3 separate regions of the Homo sapiens genome follow, and regions 1 and 3 are each linked to region 2. The links are chromatin contacts, found by Hi-C or POLR2A ChIA-PET in ENCODE. All regions are on one chromosome and are shown on one strand. Each heading gives the region's core, a stretch centred on a gene start or an enhancer-like site at or near the end of the contact. The rest is flanking DNA. Distances are from core to core; before and after follow the strand shown. Region 1 overlaps ZMIZ2 (zinc finger MIZ-type containing 2). Region 2 holds the start of POLM (DNA polymerase mu). Region 3 overlaps OGDH (oxoglutarate dehydrogenase).

The links. Hi-C counts contacts between places; a loop is a spot of excess contacts on that map. ChIA-PET counts read pairs that join two places held with the same protein, here RNA polymerase II (POLR2A). Pooled maps may share reads with other maps.
Region 1: a pooled map shows a loop between it and region 2 (4-fold over the local background). The contact joins the enhancer-like site here to the promoter of POLM in region 2. A Hi-C loop is called at or near these places in 1 of 50 pooled maps.
Region 3: a loop to region 2 is called in a pooled map, with 11 times the contacts of the local background. The contact joins the enhancer-like site here to the promoter of POLM in region 2. A Hi-C loop is called at or near these places in 1 of 37 single-sample maps with no recorded cell type and 8 of 50 pooled maps. POLR2A ChIA-PET finds 5 or more read pairs at or near these places in 2 of 52 experiments (H1 and activated T-cell).

What each region holds. Positions count from the first base shown.
Region 1 is chr7:44,767,655-44,770,593 of GRCh38, reverse strand. ZMIZ2 (zinc finger MIZ-type containing 2) reads right to left here. Exons shown (of 19, transcript NM_031449.4): 19 at 713-2,939. Among named protein-coding and RNA genes, the nearest start is that of ZMIZ2, 20 kb to the right of the region's middle. RefSeq lists enhancers at 2,110-2,249, 2,084-2,610. Within about 2 kb of position 1,528, at least 29 of the 41 ENCODE cell types and tissues checked have a DNase peak (open chromatin) inside an H3K27ac peak, as active enhancers do.
Region 2 is chr7:44,081,280-44,084,521 of GRCh38, reverse strand. POLM (DNA polymerase mu) reads left to right here and starts at 1,992. Exons shown (of 11, transcript NM_013284.4): 1 at 1,992-2,271. The coding sequence starts at 2,084. RefSeq lists a silencer at 1,427-2,006 and an enhancer at 1,718-2,218.
Region 3 is chr7:44,637,600-44,640,782 of GRCh38, reverse strand. The region is part of intron 2 of OGDH (oxoglutarate dehydrogenase); the gene reads right to left. Among named protein-coding and RNA genes, the nearest start is that of OGDH, 33 kb to the right of the region's middle. RefSeq lists enhancers at 810-1,337, 1,652-1,801, 1,866-2,393, 2,282-2,401, 2,247-2,757. Within about 2 kb of position 1,427, at least 40 of the 41 ENCODE cell types and tissues checked have a DNase peak (open chromatin) inside an H3K27ac peak, as active enhancers do.

The DNA of each region.
Region 1 (2,939 bases), core at 279-2,778, 690 kb before region 2:
ACTTTGGCCAGGTTGGTCTCGAACTTCTGACCTCAGGTGATCTGCCTGCCTCGGCCTCCCAAAGTGCCGCGATTACAGGCGTGAGCCACCACACCCAGCCAAGATGTCGCATCTTTTTAAATGTTGGCATTTGCAGCTATAAATTTCCCTCAGAGCAGTTTTTGCCGCATTCCTTAAGTTCTGGTATGTTGTTTTCATCCATCTCTATTTCCTAATTTTTCTCGTGATTTCTCCTTTGACCCTTTGGCTGTTAAAAAGTGTGTTCAATTTCTATGTATGTGTGAATTTTCATTTTCCTTCTGGTATGGATTTCTGGTTTTATTCCATTGTGATTGGAGAAGGTGGTTTGCAGGATTCCGATCTCTAATTTACTGAGACTTGCTTTGTGCACTAACGTGTGGTCTGTCCTGGAGAACGTTCCCTGTGCACTTAGAAACGTGTGTTCTGCTGCTATTGGGTGGAGCACTGTTAAGTCTGGTCAGCCTTTTGGTTTTTATGTAATACTTGGCACATTCACAAGAAAATGTGTGAAACAGAAAGTACGACAAAGTGAAACCCACGAAGCCACCACTGACCCTGAGGTTCAAAACCTCCAGCATCTCTGCTCTTCCCTAAGCACAGCTCCGTCCCCTCCCCACGGGTGAGCACTGTGTTGTACTGACTCCCTGCCCTCCCTGATGACTTTAGCACCTGGGTATGAATTCCACACATATTTGGTTTTGAGCTTTATAAAAATGGCATCATACTGTATGAACTGTCTTGCTTTTTCATCCCACGTTGTTTCTGAGAGGTGTTTGTGATGGAGCACAGGGCCACGGTGCCCATGCATTCCTCAATCATTTCTCCAGTCTTCTGAGGATGGGCTTCTGGGTTGTTTGCAGCCTTTTGCTTGTCCCAGTCTCCTAGTTTCTCCACTCCATCCGGGAGCATCACGTTTGCAACAGGCAGGGCAGGTGGTGCATCAGATGTCCAGGACACAGTCATTTGACACCCAAGAAAGGAGGGCCTGGGGCCTGCATCAGGCCATGGCTGAGTGGGACTTTGCCAGGCTGTCTCCGCACCCAGCGACAGGACTGTGCGTGCTGCTGCTTCTTTTGTTTCCTCCACTTCTGTTCCCTCATCCAGAGAGGGCGGAAGAGCTGGAAACAGAGGCTTTGTCAGGGAATAAGGAAGCCCACCTGTGTGGTCCCAAATGTCGCAGGGGCAACGCTCACACCAGATACCTCCCTCCTCCTCCTCCCTGCAGCCTCTGGGCTCCCACAGACAGATGCCCTCCTCTAGTGCCTCCAGGGGCAGGCCTTGGCCGCCAGCCTGAGGATGCCCAGCGCTCCCCTCCTCCCCTAGGTTCCTGTGTTCCCCCAGTTCTTGCCTCTCCTGCTGGCTGGCTGGGAAGGCCCTCAAGGATGGGGCCCAGGACTGGAGGAAATGGTGACCCGGACCCCCACCAAGCTGGACAGGCAGATGGTAGGCAGGACACACCTCTGCAATCTCTGGGAAGTGACAAGCAGAGGCCTCCCAGGGACAAGAGCTGAGAAGGATGAGCCCCTGGCTGGGCTGGGGCTGCCAAACAACTGTCTCAGTGCCCCAGGGCAAGCCCAGATAAGGTGACATAGTGGCAAATGTCTCTCCTGGGCAAGCCTGGGATGCTTCACAAAACAGCTCTTCAGCTGAAGCCAACTTGGAAAATTCCAGGGAAAAGGAAATTTACTATGGGGCGGGAATAGCCGAGCCTTGGCTTGAAACATCCAGAGCTCAACCTGGGGCCCCAAAAGCCACTTGAAGGTCGACCTGGCCCCCAGGTCCTGCACAAGCTTTGCAGGCACAGCCCAAGCTTTAGGCAGGTCGCTGGCTTACGAGGAGAAAATAGTCCCTGGGAGCACAAAGGAGGGACTCGGCCAGGCCCACCAAGAGGGAGTCCTTTAATAGAGATCGGCACAGACAGGAGACACAACAGCCCAGGCGCCCTGCTCGCACAGGCTGGGGCCCTGAGCCAACAGATGCAGTGGCTTCCTCCTCCCCCACCTGGGTGTGGGCCCATGGGGTGGAGACAGAGAGGTGGCTTTAAAAAACACAGCTGTACTAATTCTTCACTTTCACAGAGAAGGGGAACTTGGGAGCGCAGCCCGCTAGAGAATCTTTACACAGAGCTGAATCTGAGAGCCCACCCACCCACCTCGGCCAGGCCGAAGCTCACTGTCCCCCACCCATTGGAGGTTCCTCCCTGATCTGTCTGCACATGGGAAGGAGCAGAGCGCGCAGGGAGACCGGGCTGTACAACAGGAACATGCTGGCTGGACAGCTGGCTCCCCTCTCCCAGCTGTTAGTGTTTCTACACTATGTACATTGTTGTGCTTTGTAGCTCCCCCACCCCGAGGCCTCTGCTTGAAGCTGGGGTGGGGAGAGGAACCTGACACCACACACGGCTGGGCTGCCAGAGCTCCAGGCCCCCAAGAGGCTGCCATTCAGCGAGGTTCCAAGAGCTGGACTGCTGGGCACAGGGGCCACTGGAGCCAAAGGCCCAGGGGACAGAGCCAGCCCTGCCAGATGCCCAGCTCTGCCCAGTGGAGGAGTTGTTGAAACAGAAGGATCAATGCTGGACAAGAAGCAGGCTGGGTGGGGGCAGGCAGGGGTGGAAGGACAAGGTGTGAGGCTGTGAGACCAGGGGCGTGAGATGTGTGTGTGGACAAGGCTGGACAGGGCTGGGCAGGGGCACCTCAGCAAAAACCGTTCTGCAGCAGCAGGCTTGGCAGAGGGAGGTGGCAAGGGCTGCCGGCCTGGGAGCCCCTCCCATCGAGCACAGGGCTGCTTCCAATTCAGGGGCAGGGCTGGCGGCAGAAGGCTCTGGCTCCAGGTGTGTTTTGGGGGAGGTTTGGGAAAGACCACCGGGTGTCCCATGGGGCTGGGCATGAAGGGCAGGGCTGTGGTGACATCTGTGAGCG
Region 2 (3,242 bases), core at 743-3,242:
GGGCCTGGCTGATTTCTAAGCTAGGCAGTTTCTTCCACTGTCATTTGGATGAGATTCCTTGCACAAACATTTTTGCACAGTTGCCCAGTGTTTTAAGTATTCAGGTCTCATAGTCTTAAAAACTGCCTCTGCCTTCCCAGGAGAGAACAAGGGCTCCAAGGGGAGCCCAGGTGCTCTGGCCAGACAGAGGACATTAAAAGGAACAGAAATGGTTTTAGACAGCTAGAGGGATCTGCTCAGGGGATATTTGGGCAGAGCCTCCTCCTTGAGAAGGGTAGGAGCCAGATCCACAGACGAAGACCCTTAGAGCCTGCCCATCCCTGCTGGCACAAGGGGAGGATGGGGAGAGAGGGACCATACGCAGGCCTCCTGGCTTCTGTATGTGGGTCCTGAGGCCCAGGAAGCTCTACAGCCCTGAAGAGGTAGATGAATTAGGAGGCTGGGAGATGGTGTAGGAGGTCAAGAGGATGCCTGGGCTGAGCCATCTCCCCCACTCCCCTCAGCCCTGTGCTCTGAGTGCAGAGATGGGGAAGAGCCAGCCCACTAAAGATGTCAGAGAGGAGCCAAAGAAAAAGGATAGGTGCTCAAGGAGTCTGGGGCTCAAGACTGAGGACGATGGGGCAGTGATGAGGAGAGGCATGTGGAAGGGGGTTGCATCTGATCTGGTGTCCCATCAGTTAGGCTGAGCAGTGCCACACTACCGTAACAGAGGTTACAAATGGAGTATATCTAAATAAGATAGACAGAAGACTTGATATTATCAAGACATCAGATTTCCCCAGCTTGATCTATAGATTCAATGCAATCCCAATCTTGGGAAAGGAATTGCTGGATCAATGTGTATTATTTTGTTTTCATTTTGTTGGATGTGGTTGCCACATTGGCTTCCACAGTCCTTCCTATGGATTGCCAATTACCTCGCACCTTCAACATGTGTGGTCAATTTTTTTGAATGTTTGATAAACCCACAACTGAAGATATTCTCATTTAGGTATTCTGTAACGACTGGACAGGTTGGGCACTCTGGTCATAAATTTATTGACCAGGATTTCTTCTAAGAATCATCTACGTGAGTTTTTTTGCTAATTTTTCTATTAAATTATTGTCTTTTTATCTATGGACAATTTGATAAGATTATCATGAGATAATCTTAATTCCAAAATATCTCACACTTTATCCCAGTTTATCTTCTGACTCTAATTTTTAATCAGATTTAAAATTTGTCTGTAGTCCAGTTTATCATTCTTTTCCTTTAGTGTTTCCAAGTTTATTGTGATATTTAGATCATAAAAACATTCACCGACTTTTTTCCAGTACGTTGTTGGTTTCCTTTTTAGATGGAAATGTTTGACCCATCTGGAATTTATTTTGGTGTTAAGGAATGAGGAAGGGCACCAACTTCTATTTTTCCAAATGGCCTGCCAGTTGTCCTAATGCCATTCGACTGAAAAATCTTCCCGCGTGTTTGAAGCGACCGCCCCACCAGCGCATTGGAAACCCGCGTGTCGGTCCTGCGCCCGCCGGCTTCCGTGTGACAGTCCCGAGCGCAGAGGGATCGGGCACAGCCCGCACGCGTCCGCCCCGAGCCGCCGGCTCAACCCTAGACCCAGCCCCGGCGCCAAGGACACAGCCCACCCCGCTCCGCCCGGGCCTAGGTCCCAGTTCACCCTCCCTAGCCGGGGACGCCCCCTTGACCCCGCCTCCTCCACCCCCTCCAACACCCTCCCCGCCCCGCTCCAGCCCAGCCTCTCCTCCCGGAGGCCAATGGGGCCGAACAGCGCTTTCCGAGACATTAATTTAAATAAAAGGCGGGTCCTCTGCCGTTATTTGCATGGAGGCGGGTCTTCCGGAGCGGCCGGGACACCCAATCCTGTAGGAGCCCGGACCCTCCCCAGCGCTCCGACTGGCCCAAGTAGCGAGCCCCACGGAGAGGCCTCATTTGCATAGGGCGGGGCCACGTCCTCTTCCAGCCGGCGGCCGCCCGCCCGCCCACCCGCTTCCGTCAGCCTCACTGGGGCTTCCTTCCGTCTCGCTCGGAGTTTCCCTCTGCGTTCGCTCCGCGCTGCTGGAGGCTGTCGTCCCAATGCTCCCCAAACGGCGGCGAGCGCGGGTCGGGTCCCCTAGCGGCGATGCCGCTTCCTCCACGCCGCCCTCGACGCGCTTCCCGGGAGTCGCCATCTACCTGGTCGAGCCTCGCATGGGTCGCAGCCGCCGGGCCTTCCTCACAGGCCTGGCGCGCTCCAAAGGCTTCCGCGTCCTTGACGCCTGCAGGTGCGGGGCGGCGCGGCGCGGCGAGGGCTTCCATGGCACTTCTGGTTTTGGATTCTAAGTTTGCAGTGGCACTTCGTGGTCTTGTGACCTTTCCCTGAGCCTCCATCTCCTCTTCTGTAAAGGGTGCTATTAATTAGGGCGAGGCGTGTTTTAAAGGATCACTGCGAGAATCAAAACCAGAGGTCAGGGGTAATTAATAAGCAGTAGGCCGGGCGCGGTGGCTCACGCCTGTAATCCCAGCACTTTGGGAGGCCGAGGCGGGCAGATCACGAGGTCAGGAGATCGAGACCATCCTGGCTAACACGGTGAAACCCCGTCTCTACTAAAAATACAAAAAATTAACCGGAGGTGGTGGCGGGCACCTGTAGTCCCAGCTACTCGGGAGGCTGAGGCAGGAGAATGGCATGAACCTGGGAGGCGGAGCTTGCAGTGAGCCGAGATCGCGCCACTGCACTCCAGCCTGGGCGACAGAGTGAGACTCTGTCTCAAAAAAAAAAAAAAAAAAAGTCGTATTTGCTAACAGCCCTTCTGCCTGGGCTATGTCCCACCTGTGAGCGAGACTGACTTCTCAAGAGGCCCGGAGCCCGCAGGCTCCTCTGTCCTCAGGCCTGAGTAAATAACACGACTGAGAAGCTCTTGTAGGAAGGGAACCAAGAGAAGAAAAAATGGCGGCTACAGAGACAACACCCAGAGTAAGGGAGCTGGGGGTGCCCCCTAGTTTGGAGGTTGAGAGAGCAAACGAACCTGGGGCTAGTATTCCCCCACAGTTGTGTTTGATTTTTTAACATTACCAGGGATCAGTAGTGCGCCAGACCCACTCAGGAGAGGATGATAGCAGCTTAGAGTGTACAAGGCACTATCTTTGTACAACAACCCCACAGGGTGGATATGTTATCTCTGCTTTACAGAAGAGGAAATCAAAGTATAGACACGTGGCTTGCCCAAGAGCCAAACAAGTATGTGGCAGGCAG
Region 3 (3,183 bases), core at 178-2,677, 560 kb before region 2:
AGTTCCCTGGGGCCACAACAGGTTCATGGATAGGGCATGACCCTCAAACCCAGTAAGTACTGGAGAACAGCACAACCCAAACTTTATTAAACCCCTAAAACATTTTCTTCTATTTCGTAAAACCCATTAAGTGTCCAGAAACACAGGGCAAAGTCACCCAAGAGCAAGACCTTAGATCAAGAGTCTCTCCAGCTGTACAGACAGCCTCCTTTATCCTAGGGGACAATATTCACTTTTGGATCCAGAGCCAAAAGTCATAGCAAAATCACAAGTTTACTTCTTTTCAATAAAATTAGCTTTGAATAACAATTAAAATAGTAAAACAAAACAAAACAAAAAAAACCCACCAATAGCAGCAGGGATAGGTATAGCTAACTTTTACTGAGGCTCTCTGTGGGCTTTTCCAACTTACTTAGAGCACCTGGAATGTCAATCATATTCCCACTGGAGAGATGTGGGCTCAGGCAGAATTTACACACAGCAGTCACCAGGCAGGGTATTAATAAGGTTAACTGAGTAATAGCAGAGCGACGCTTAAAGAACTCTGGTCACTCTAGTAACAGTGCCTCTTACCCTAGCTTAACCTTGCCAAAGAGAGCTGGGCGCTTCTGGGCTCAACAATAAAATGAAAGGAATTTCCAGCCACTGATGCCTGGGATCACAAGGTCAGGGTCAAGGTCAGCTCTCTGGTCCTGAGCCACAAAGGCTGCAGGACTCCTTCCAGCCTAGGCCCTGGAGACAGGGCGATCATGATCATCGGGCCTCCACTCTCTGACCTTCTTTTGTGCTTGGAATACAACTCCAGGTGATTTTCAATTGGCTGAGGATAACTGCACAGACGGAAATTCAGCTCATGCTGGAGGCAGTCAGAAAAAAACTGGTTCATACCGGTACTGCTGAGCTGCTGGGAATCCCCGGGAAGGAAAATGCTGGGAATGCAACTTCTGCAGCCTTTCCCTTATTCATCTTACACCATGCATCCCACTTCACTCTCCAGTTGGCTCAGTTCCCACACCACTGGGGGAGCACCCTGCCCCACCTTCAGACAAAGAGCCCATTCTGTCTCCAGGACTGGGTGAGCCCCCACACCCAACAACAGCAAGCCCTCTTTGCGCCAAGACCTGGAGGTATACTAAAAGGTTTTTGAATTGAGTGATAGAATGTTTTGTATCGAGTGTAGTGACTGCACACATTTGGCAAAACCTACTGCACTAAACACTTAAAACAAGTGAATTTTAATATATGTAAGTTAAACCTCAAAAAAGTTTATTTATTCAAAAAGGCTTTGAAAATGAAGGTCATTATTTGGCCTGCAGGCTTCACCTCCCAACAGATGTGGCAGCAGGAAGCCAGACCTGCCCAAGTACCAGAGCTCCCAGGCACCCACTGGCCCCACCCCTCCCTGTATGAGTCACCAATGGGGCCACTTCCTTCCTGGTGGGGCCCAGATGCCACAGTCCATCCCCCACTCTCTTTCCACCTCCCTGTTGTCCTGCAACCCTGTATCTCTCTAACATCTTCCACTCCCCAAGGAGATACCTCTTCTCCAGCTCCTTAAACTACCCACCCCTGCCTCATCCTCTGAACACCTGAATCTGGATCTGCCTTCCATAACCCCTGGCTTTAGGTTCCAGGGGACCTGCAGAGCCCTCCCTGTCCACTTGCTCCCATGCCCCAGCATCATGCTCCTTCCTTCCCGCAGGCCTGGCAGCTACCCTTCTTTCCATGGGATGTTTGTCCTCTCCCTTCACATGGTCGCTTAGCTTTGTCACTATCTGGGAGAGCGTTTCCCCTTCTGATACTCCCAGCCCTTACTGTACACTCATCTCAACCTGAGATCTCTCCCCTGCTGTCTGTCCCCATCCTGGGGGATAAATCAAGACTAGGCTGAGTCATTGACCACCCAGCGCAAACAGAAGCCCCTTCAAAAAGAAGAGAAAGCTTCTGGAAGAGAGAGTCAAAGCATGTCCCATCTAATTCCCATGGAGCATGAAGAGACACCTGGAAGGGATAGAAGCCCACTCACTGAAAGGTGGCACCTGGTGGCTGATGGCTCACTGAGAACCTGAGCTGAGTCAGGCGACCTCAGCTCTCTTACTGAGTGAGAAAAATAAGCCTGTTGGTTTAGGCTGCCTAAGCTGCATTTTCCCTTTCTTCCAGCCAAATTTATTCCTAATTATCCCTTGCTGTTGCCTGGATGTCCCGGAATTGCAGTCTGATGTAGGCAGGGGCAGTGACTTCTACTTCTAGAAACATTCCAAGTGACAAAGCAGAAGTGAAAAGGAGAAAGCACAGTAATGGGGAAAATCAGACTTGAGAATACACAATCTAATAGCATGCTACCATCAAACACACTGAAGACCTAAGTTTCCTATAATAGAAACAGTTTTTCACTCATGAGAAATGGAGGCAGTCAGACTTTGGTTTCTTTATGAAGTAAGTGTGGTATTTGGGCCTTACTTTAGTACTTGGCTCAGGGCGGTGACAGGGACTTCTGAGTCACAATGACGTACGTGGGTGTGCCCAGCTCCACACCCAAGTTGCAACCCATCACTAGTGTTATTCATCTCTCCAATCTCTTAATTGGCTTCTGTTGCACAACTAATAACGTAAGGAAAATATCTGTCCCCTTGCCTTGCCTCAAATATACAGTTACACACAGTTAATTCTCTGACCACCAATGACAATGTCACTGATAAGGGGGAAAAGGTTAAAATGTTAAGGTAAGTGGGCAAGGTTGTAAATGACATTCAAGGGGCAGGAAGCTGCCAGAAGGAGTGAGGGGTCCTGGGCCAGGGGAGGGGTGCGGGAAAGCACTCACTCCCAAAAGGCCAACTTCTGAGCCCTGCAAGGGGCTATGGGATTCTGATGAAGTTCTTACCACACATAAACATTTTCCTAAGAGTGTCAGATGTGTGCAGGATGTACCATGTCAAAAAATGAATACCATTTTTTTTTTTTTTTGAGACAGAGTCTGGCTCTATCGCCCGGGCTGGAGTGCAGTGGCGTGATCTTGGCTCACTGCAACCACCCCCCAACCCCCATCCCGGTTTCAAGTGATTCTCCTGCCTCAGCCTCCCCAGTAGCTGGGATTACAGGCACCGCCATCGTGTCTGGTTAATTTTTGTATTTTTAATAGAGACGGGATTTCACCATGGTGGCCAGGCTGGTCTCAAACTCCTG